2 separate regions of the Homo sapiens genome follow, and region 2 is linked to region 1. The links are chromatin contacts, found by Hi-C or POLR2A ChIA-PET in ENCODE. All regions are on one chromosome and are shown on one strand. Each heading gives the region's core, a stretch centred on a gene start or an enhancer-like site at or near the end of the contact. The rest is flanking DNA. Distances are from core to core; before and after follow the strand shown. Region 1 overlaps RPS19 (ribosomal protein S19). Region 2 overlaps POU2F2 (POU class 2 homeobox 2).

What was found. A loop is a pair of places that touch in the nucleus more often than their neighbours do. ChIA-PET counts read pairs that join two places held with the same protein, here RNA polymerase II (POLR2A). Pooled maps may share reads with other maps.
Region 2: a pooled map shows a loop between it and region 1 (9-fold over the local background). The contact joins two enhancer-like sites. A Hi-C loop is called at or near these places in 1 of 37 single-sample maps with no recorded cell type and 4 of 50 pooled maps. POLR2A ChIA-PET finds 5 or more read pairs at or near these places in 9 of 52 experiments (AG04449, B cell, H1 and 6 more).

Annotation. Positions count from the first base shown.
Region 1 is chr19:41,871,281-41,875,994 of GRCh38, forward strand. RPS19 (ribosomal protein S19) reads left to right here. Exons shown (of 6, transcript NM_001022.4): 6 at 71-1,645. The coding sequence ends at 97. Among named protein-coding and RNA genes, the nearest start is that of CD79A, 3.6 kb to the right of the region's middle. RefSeq lists enhancers at 196-265, 506-765, 2,079-2,328, 4,664-4,714. Within about 2 kb of position 2,036, at least 14 of the 41 ENCODE cell types and tissues checked have a DNase peak (open chromatin) inside an H3K27ac peak, as active enhancers do; they include B cell, where a contact is called at or near this core.
Region 2 is chr19:42,088,801-42,093,486 of GRCh38, forward strand. It overlaps POU2F2 (POU class 2 homeobox 2), which reads right to left. Exons shown (of 15, transcript NM_001394376.1): 13 at 3,269-3,470; 14 at 3,067-3,140; 15 at 1-2,791. The coding sequence ends at 2,457. Among named protein-coding and RNA genes, the nearest start is that of ZNF574, 15 kb to the left of the region's middle. Within about 2 kb of position 1,906, at least 3 of the 41 ENCODE cell types and tissues checked have a DNase peak (open chromatin) inside an H3K27ac peak, as active enhancers do; they include B cell, where a contact is called at or near this core.

The DNA of each region.
Region 1 (4,714 bases), core at 786-3,285:
GGTAGCTGTTACAAAGTGCCCCAGCAGAGACCCCCTTGACTAACTTTTATTCTTCCATCTTTTCCCACAGGTGGCAGCTGCCAACAAGAAGCATTAGAACAAACCATGCTGGGTTAATAAATTGCCTCATTCGTAATCCTGGTCTGGGTCTCTTTTTTGAGTCTCTTGCTCTGTCGCCCAGGCTGGAGTGCAGTGGCGCCATCTCAGCTCACTGCAATCTCCGCCTTCTGGGTTCAAATGATTCTCCTGCCTCAGCCTCCCAAAGTGCTGGGATTACAAGTGTGAGCCACTGTGCCTGGTCTGGTTTGGGTCTCTTGATTGTTCTTCAGGGGCATGAGGAAGAGGCGCTTCCTCCCTTCCCTTGGGTGAGGGGGCCCAGGGTGATTGGGTGGCTGTTTACCCGGCAGCCAGTCGGGCCTTCCCAGGTCAAACAGTTCCCATCTGGGTTTGGAGGAAGGACCCAGGGGCCCTTGTGGCTCACTCCCCCACATCCTGTCTTTGCAATTGTCAGAAAGTGAGAAACGAAAGGATGGCTGTGAGCTGTGACCTCAGCTGGGCCTGGGCTGCAGAGGTGGCTTCCGCTGGAGTAAAGCAAGAGGGCCCAGGGTTCATGCTCTTCCCTGGAAGGTAGAAAAGGACAGACCACCAGGGAGCCTCCACCGCAAACTGACCTGTGCTGCCTACACACTAACTTTCCTGGGCCTGGGGCCTGCACAGGCTGAATGGTCCTTGAGCCTTCACTCTGCATCTGAGCGGTCTTGGGCCCGCTGAGTGGCAGTGGCAGGAAGTCGGTGGAAGCAGATCCCTGTGCAGAAGTTGAATTACCAGGGCGGCCACACACGGGCTGCACAACCTTTGCAGTCGTGCACGGCAAGTGGGATGTGGCCTCCGCCCATGATTGGGCACCTGGTCAGGCTGGGAGATCCAAATAGCACCCAGTGGGCAGCTGTCCGACCCCTGGAGGGGCAAGCCAGGAAAGAAACTTAGGGCCCGCTGTGACCAGATGTCCCTCCCAGTTGGGAAGACTAAACTGGTTTGGCCAATATCTCCCAGGATTCCCCTGTCCAAATTATTCCTGGGATCTGACCCATTTCCTGGAAAGGGGCGAGCCTGGGTTTTGAAGTTCAAACTAGAGTTTAAATCACAACTCTGCCCCTAATCCCACGTAACCCTGTGCACCTTATCCTCTGAGCCTTCGTCTCCTCGTGTGTAAGCCTGCTAACTCCTGAGAGACTGGACAAGATGCCGTGGAGAGCCTTGGCTCTGAGTAGCTCTGCTGCTGGACAGTTCAGTTGGCAGTCCCCAAACGTAAGGCGTAAGAGTTTAAGAAGTATCGGCCAGGCACAGTGGCTCACACCTGTAATCTCAACACTTTGGGAGGCCGAGACGGGCTGATCACCTGAGGTTGGGAGCTTGAGAACAGCCTGACCAACATGGAGAAACCCTGTCTCTAAAAATACCAAAATTAGTTGGGCATGGTGGCGCGCACCTGTAATCCCAGCTACTCAGGAGGCTGAGGCAGAAGAATCGCTCGAACCCCGGAGGCGGAGGTTGCAGTGGGTTGAGATCGAGCAATTGCAATCCAGCCTGGGCAACAGAGCGAGACTCCATTTCAAAAAAAGAATCAATAAAAATGTTAAAAGCACCGTTGTTTACACTCAGCAACTCTGTGAAGTAAGTGCCGAAAAGTGCTTTGGAGGTAGGTAAAGTAAGCCATAGGCTGGGTAACTTGCCAGATATCCCACAGCTGGAGCCATCATATGAACCCAAGCAACCCAGCTGCAGCCTGGACCTAGCCACTCCAAGGGCTCTGTGCCTCAGAAAAGAGGCCCAAAGGGTTGCACTCTAGCTGCAGGCCAGTCACTCCCCATTCTGGGCTCTAGTTTCCTCTTTTGGCCATTAATGAAAACATTTCCCAGAGCTGACATGAGAACTCAATGCCAAGCGTCCGGTTTGCACAGCAGCAGGCATTGCGCTTCCCAGGTAGGAAGCAAGGTCTAGGTGTCCCGAGCAGGCCTGCAATCCCGCAGCCGCGCCGCTCCAGCCACTGGGGAGCAGTAGAGGGCCTAGAAAGAAGCTCAGCCACCGAAGGCTCTTGAAGGTGAATTCCTAGGGCTTCCAGGTCTGGAGCCAGGCTTATTCCTGGGAGGGGGTTGTAACGGGGAATTGAAGTGCAGAGGGGCTAGTGACCCCAGCAGAACACCTGGGGTCCTGGTTCCCAGGGCTACAGAACTGTCCTAGATACTGTGCCAAATGCACTGCAGAATATTCTTGCAGTCTTATCAAGTGGGGGGTTTGTACCCATGTTATAGGAGAAAAAACTGAGTTTCAGATGACCAGTCAGTTGGCAGAGCTGAGTTGTAAAAGAATCCTGGACTCTTGAGGCCCAGGCTCTTCTGCGTGGATGGGAATTGCCCTTTTCCCATCTCCTGGGTTCACGCCATTCTGCCTCAGCCTCCCCAGCAGCTGGGACTACAGGCACACGCCGCCATGCCCGGCTAATTTTTGTATTTTTAGTAGAGACGGGGTTTCACTGTGTTAGCCAGGATGGTTTTGATCTCCTGACCTTCTGATCCGCCCGCCTCAGCCTCCCAAAGTGTTGGGATTACAGGCGTGAGCCACCGCGCCCAGCTGGCAATTGCACTTTTTTAAAATTCTGCACTCTAGGAGGCAGAGGTGGGCAGATCACTTGAGGTCAAGAGTTTGAGACCTTGGCCTGGAGTGGTGGCTCACACCTGTAATCCCAACACTTGGAGAGGCCGAGGCAGGTGGATCACCTGAGGTCAGAAGTTCGAGACCAGCCTGGCCAACATGATGGAACCCTGTCTCTACTAAAAAATACAAAAATTAGCTGGACGTGGAGGCAGGAGAATCGCTTGAATGCAGGAAGTGGAGGTCACAGTGAGCCAAGATTGCACCATTGTACTCCAGTCTGGGCGACAAGAGTGAAACACCGTCTCAAAAAAAAAAAAAAAAAAGAGTTTGAGACCAGCCTGGCCAACATGGTGAAACCCTGTGTCTATGAAAAAAAAAATTGGCTGGGCATGGTGGTGCACACCTGTAATTCCAGCTACTTGGGAGGCTGAGACAGGAGAACAGCTTGAACCCAGGAGGCGGAGGCTGCAGTGAGCCAAGATTGTGCCGCCACTGCACTTCAGCCTGGGCAACAGAGCAAGACTCCATCTCAAAAAAAAAAATCTGAAATACTTCAGGCATGCAAGTATTTAGCATTCAGTATTCATAATGTAAGAAAAACCTATGAAGCACAACCCAGTTTAAGTAACACAGGCAGGGCAGGGTGCAGTGCCTATAATCCCAGCACTTCGGGAGGCCAAGCTGGGAGAATCACTTGAGGTCAGGACTTCCAGGCCAGCCTGGGCAACACAGTGAGACCCTGTCTTTACAAAAAATTTAAAAAATAGGCCCAGTGCGGTGGATCATGCCTGTAATCCCAGCACTTTGGGAGGCCGAGGCGAGTGGATCATCAGGTCAGGAGATTGAGACCATCCTGGCTAACACGGTGAAACCCCATCTCTACTAAAAAAATACAAAAAATTAGCCGGTCATGGTGGCATCTGCTTGTAGTCCCAGCTACTCAGGAGGCTGAGGCAGGAGAATCACTTGAACCCGGGAGGCGGAGGTTGCAGTGAGCCAAGATCACACCATCGCACTCCAGCCTGGGCTACACAGCGAGACTCTGTCTCAAAAGAAAAAAAAAATTAAAAATAGCCAGGCATGGTGTGTGCACCTGTAATCCCAGCTACTTGGGAAGCTGAGGCAAGAGAATCACTTGAGCCCAGGAGTTTGACGTTATGATTATGCCACTGGACACCAGCCTTGGTGACAGAGAGAGGCCCTATCTCTAAAAAAGAAAAAAAAAAAAGTGGCCAGCCACGGTGGCTCCCGCCTGTAATCCCAGCACTTTGGGAGGCTGAGGTGGGTGGATTACCTGAGGTCAGGAGTGTGAGACCAGCCTGCCCAACATGGTGAAACCTGGTCTCTACTAAAAATACAAAAATATAGCCAGGCATGGTGGTGGCCGCCTGTAATCCCAGCTACTGAGGAGGCTGAGGCAGGAGAATCACTTGAACCTGGGAGGCAGAGGTTGCAGTGAGCCAAGATCACGCCACTGCACTTCAGCCTGGGTGACAAAGCGAGACTCCGTCTCAAAAAAAAAAAAAAAAAAAGTAACACAGGAAATAAAACCAAGACAAGATGAGCTCTCTGTGTCTCTGTGTGTCCCTCCCCAGACCCAACCCTGGCGTCCCCCAGAGGTAACCCCTCCCAGGAACTGGGCGTTTGCCACTCCCCTGCACGGGTCTACACCTCTGCTACAAACGTGTGTCCCTAAGCAGCGGACGCCTTTTGAAAACAAGTCAACTGTATCATGCTACGATATTTTTTCTGATGTTTGTGCTGTTTCTGAGACAGCCTTATGACACCTTCCCCTATTCTGTAGCATTCTGTTGGCTCACTTTGCCACAGTGTATGCACCCATTCTCCCACAAATGGACTTTTCATTTGCTTCTCAATGTTTGCTACCAAAAATCTCCCTGCAATAAATTTATTTTATATATCCCCTTGTATGTGTGTGAGGGTCCCCTAACTGCTCACAAATATCTCAGCAACTCCGCCCTCCCCACTCAGACCTCATTTCCCTCCTACCAGACATGCTCAAAGGAAACTGGGAGCAACACAAAGATGACTTTGAATC
Region 2 (4,686 bases), core at 656-3,155, 220 kb after region 1:
GGGTAGACGAGGTGCCAGGCCCCATCGTGCCGGGGTGGGAGGGGCGGCTACTTCACCACTGCCCGGACAAGGCACCCAGAGGCCCCTGCAATGGCCGAGTCTCTGCTGCCTCCGTCGCCCAGCCCAACAGTTTCATTTCCCGGGTGGGAGAAGGGAGACAAGGAAAAAAGAGAACGCTGAGGCCTGGAGCTCCATCTGCCTCTCCTCAGAGTGTCCGGCAGAAAGTGGAAGCTGCCCAGGCCAAAGCCCTGCGGTCTCAGGGCTCTCCTCTCTCTCTGCTCCTGCCCAACAAGGGGCAGGGGCCACACTACGGCTGTCAGGCCCCACCCTGATTTCAATGGCTCGTGTCCTTCACTGCAACACTTTGGTTTGAGGAGAGACACAGAAAGAACAAGATTGAGAGAGAAGAGAGGAGAGCAAAGGGAGAGAGAGGAGACAGGAAGGAGGAGAGGAGAGAGGAAGGAGGGGAGGAGAGAGGAAGGAGGGGAGGAGAGAGGTCAGACAAAAGAGAACCGAAAAAGAAATCAAAGGAGGAATCAAACCACCCAAAAGTTGTTAAGTTTTCCTTCATCTGTTCTTTTTGCTTTCTTACTCCTTTTTTTCCTGTCTTTTTTTAAAGCTTTTTCAGTTGATTTGGGAGGGGAGTTTGGGGCTCTTCACCCCTGTCCCTGATACCCTCTCTCAGCCCCGCCCACCCGCTTCCATCTGCCCTGGCCGAGGGACAGGCCCTGCCCCAGCCGCCCCCTCCGGCTTTCCCAAAGACAACGTCCATGAGGTATTTGTGAAGAGAAAGAAGCATCCGTCCTTCCATCCGCCTTGGGGAACAAGGGCCTGGACCACCGGTGCAGGGGCTTGGCTCCGCCTCGCGGTTCCATCTTATTCTTGAAGAGTCCTCATCTTCTTTCCCTTTTATATATATATATATATATATGTTTATATATATATATAAATTTTTTTTCTAGTTTAAATTTATTGTTTGTTTGTTTCTGTTTTTTTGGTTTTCGGTTCAAAACTTTGTTGGCCTCCACAATAGCAGGAGGGCAGGGTGGCTCCCAGTGGTGTCTCTCCTCTGTCCGTCGTCAGTGGAGACGTGTCCGGGGCTGGTCAAACACAGGGTCCAGCCAAGAGTTGTGGAGGTCTTGTGGGAGTGGTGGCCACCACCGCGCCCTCTCAGATGGGGACCACAGGCTGTGGCACTGTCCCCACCACATGGACCCTGATGGGGATGCCATCTCGAGGAACCCCACCACTGGGGTGTGTGCGTGCGTGCATGTGGGGGGAGGGAGAGGCATTCGCCAGTACCAGAGGGGCACAGGGTGGGAAAAGCGAGGTGAGTTCTCTTTTTGGTTTCTGGTTAATGTCAAAGAACGTGAAGGATCCCACGGATAGGCACTGGAATATGAATTTTTTTTTTTTTCAGGGAAACAGACAGGATGGAAAAAGACAACTGAATGCCCTCAACTGAATGTCTTCATCCCCTCTTGCCTGAAATTTCCACCTTCCCATAGGCTGGGGAGGGAGTCAGTTCCAGAGCAGAGGAGGGTGACAGGGTTGAGGAGGGACTTGTGAGAGCTAGAACTTGGCAAAATGGCCTAGCCCACCCTTCAAAGGGGAAAAGAGGGAGGAACAGGGGATGAAAAGTTGTCCGCAGGCCTTCCCTTGAACTCTCCCCTGCTGGGGGGAGGGAGGAGGTTAAAGCAAGACCCCCTGCCCAGGTGGGGAGAGCTGGGGGCCAGGGGAGAAGGGGACACATGGTAGGGACACATTCTGTTGAGCACAATGCTAAAAATTCTGTACATCCTTTGGATGAAGCTACTGAATATTTGGTGTAAGGTTGTTCAGGCCCTTTCTCTTTCACCTTCTGGAAAAGAACATTTGGTGGGTGGTGCTAAGCCCCAGCCCATCTGCCCAGGCTGTGCCCTGTCTTCGCTGGCCCAGGGCTGGGGGCTGGGATTAGGAAGCTGGCATCTTCTCTTTTTCCTTCTGTAGCCCCCACGGGGGAGGCAGGGTTGGGGGTTGGTCCCACAGCCAGGGCTCGGTGGCATGAGGTCTGACCTGCTGGAGGCTTCTCCGCCCCTGGCTGGGGTTTTTATTTGGCGTCGTAGCAGTGAGGGTGAGCACGCTGAGGTCTGGCTCGCGACTGGTTTTTTGGTTTGTTTGATTTTGTGGGTTTTTTTTTTTTTTGGTTTGTTTTTGGTTTTTTTTTGTTTGTTTTTCACCTCTGGTTCCTTTGGGGCAGCTGGTTTCTGTTGTGATTATTTTTGGTTTTCTCTTTTGTTGGTTAGTTTCTTTCCTTTTTTTTTTTTTTTTTGGTTGGTTGTTTTTTTGGTCTTTCCTCCCTTGTCACTCCTGCTCTGAGGACCCTCTGCGTCCCCACCACTGGCCTCCTCGCCCTCTTCCCAGGCAAGGGACCAAGGCAGGGACCAGAGGAATGGGAGGGGAGGCATGGCTGGCCCTCACTCAGGTTTGGACCCTGCCTCGGGCCCCCCTGGACCTCCAGGGGTCTGTGCTGCCGTCTCGCTGCAAGTGGAGGAGGAGGAGGATGAGGATGAAGAGGATGAGGAGGAGAGGCCAGGAGACTTGCTGGAGATGGAGGCTGCCACAGCCGCAGCCGCTGCTGAGACCAGGCCCACACCAGGCGGGGTGCTGAGCAGGGGCAGCCCAGCATGATTCAAGAAGAGCGGCGAGGTCACCAGGCCAGGGCTCCCCGGGGCTGCACCGGCTGCCCCCAGCACCAGATTCCCGCTGCCATCAAGGCTGGTAAGGGGCAGGGTTCCACCAGAGGCCAGGGCTGGCGGGGAGAGAGAGAGGCTGGGCTAAGGGCATGCCGGGCCAGGGGAGACCTTTGCCTTCCAGCATCCTGCCCAGAGTGCCCCCCATCTCCCCATCGGTCCCACTGACCCCCATCAGCACCCCTCACACCTTCCCCAAAGGTGAGATGGGTATGAAGAGGCAAGCAATGCAGTGAGCAGGGGCAGGATGGCATGGCTGGAGCAGCAATGGCAGGGCTCGAGGCCCCAGAGGATAGGGCTGGTGACGATGGGTGTGACATGAGGCAGCACGCACCTTGGATAGTGGCCAAAGGGTTGTTGCTCATGAGGGCTGGACTCAGCCCGGAGCTCAACCCCACCATTGTGCTTCTGCAAGAGGCAAAGCAGAGGCATTAGCAGGGGCAGGGACCTGCCAACATAACTGGGGTGCCGCTCCCCACCCTAGAAGCAGCAGCGACCCTGCTTCTCCCCACAGCTTCCCACGTGCACCCACTTACCCCGTGCTGGGGTTCAGGCCTGACAAGCCGATAGCCGAGTGGCTGCCTTGAGGGCTGGGGTTTGTGCTGTTGGTGGTGGCCGGGGGTGGGGGAGTGACAGAGGGGATGGAATTGAGGGGGGGCGCAGCCCCGCCCCCGCCCCCACCCCCTCCAGCTGTCCGGCTGGGGTGGAGCGTCCCCACAGCTGAGGATAAGGTAGTAACTGCCAGAGAGAGACAGAAAGATGGGGTCTTCAGCTTCCACTCGTCCCCCACTGAGGAACCTGGGGTCAGCTCCTACTTGTCCTCCCGCCCAGCTCACGCAGCATCTCCTCAGTCAGAACAGCCTTAGACCTCCCTGCCCTCTCTTCCCAGAGTCATTTCCCTGTGCCTCTGCCATGGTGACCCCTGTCATAACAATGGAAGTCAGAGCAGGTGCTTCCTGCTGAGCCCTGGCACTCTACACTCCCTGCCCTGAACCACTTTTTTACCGACTAGAAACGGGGGTGCCCAGGAGACAAAGCCCTATGGCTCCCTCTAGGGGCTGGGGAGGGGCGAAGGGTGCCAGGCACACTGCCACATCTGAGGGATGGGCAACCTGGCAGGGGCTGAGGGCCCAGACTCAGCCAGACTGCTGGGGTAGAAACTCCTGGCTCTGTCTCATCCCAGTGGTGCCCTTGGGTGAGTGCCTTAACCTCTCTGACCTTCAGATCCCTTGTCTGGAAAATGGGGATAATAATAGACCCTATCTCATAAAATGAGTTTGAGAATTAAGTCAGTCAATGCAGTTTAGAAAGAGTTTAGTACAGTGCCAGGCAAGCACTTACTACTTTATAAATCTCCACTTACTATTTTCTAGCCTGGGGAGGGGCAACGTGTTGTTTTATGTGTATATATATTATGTGTATATATATTATGCATATATATATTATGTGTGTGTGTATATATATATATATATATATATTTTTTTTTTTTTTTTTTTTGAGATGGAATCTCACTCTGTCACCAGGCTAGAGTGCAGTGGTGTGATCTCAGTTCACTGCAACCTCCTCCTCCCGGATTCAAGTGATTCTCCTGCCTCAGCCTCCCGAGTAGCTGGGATTACAGACACACGCCACCACGCCCAGCTAATTTTTGTATTTTTAGTAGAGACAGGGCTTACCATGTTGGCCAGGCTGGTCTCGAACTCCTGACCTCAGGTGATCCACATGCCTTGGCCTCCCAAAGAGCAGGGATTATAGGCATAAGCCACCACACCCAGCGAATTTTATATTATTATTATATATATGGTGTATAACCATACATATAAACCTACCGTGTCCCAGGAAGAGGGAGGGGAACTCTGGATACAAGACTATGTATGTATGCATGTATGTGTGTATATGTACATACACATACACTCTTACATACATGTATTTATATCTTTTTATGTTTTACACA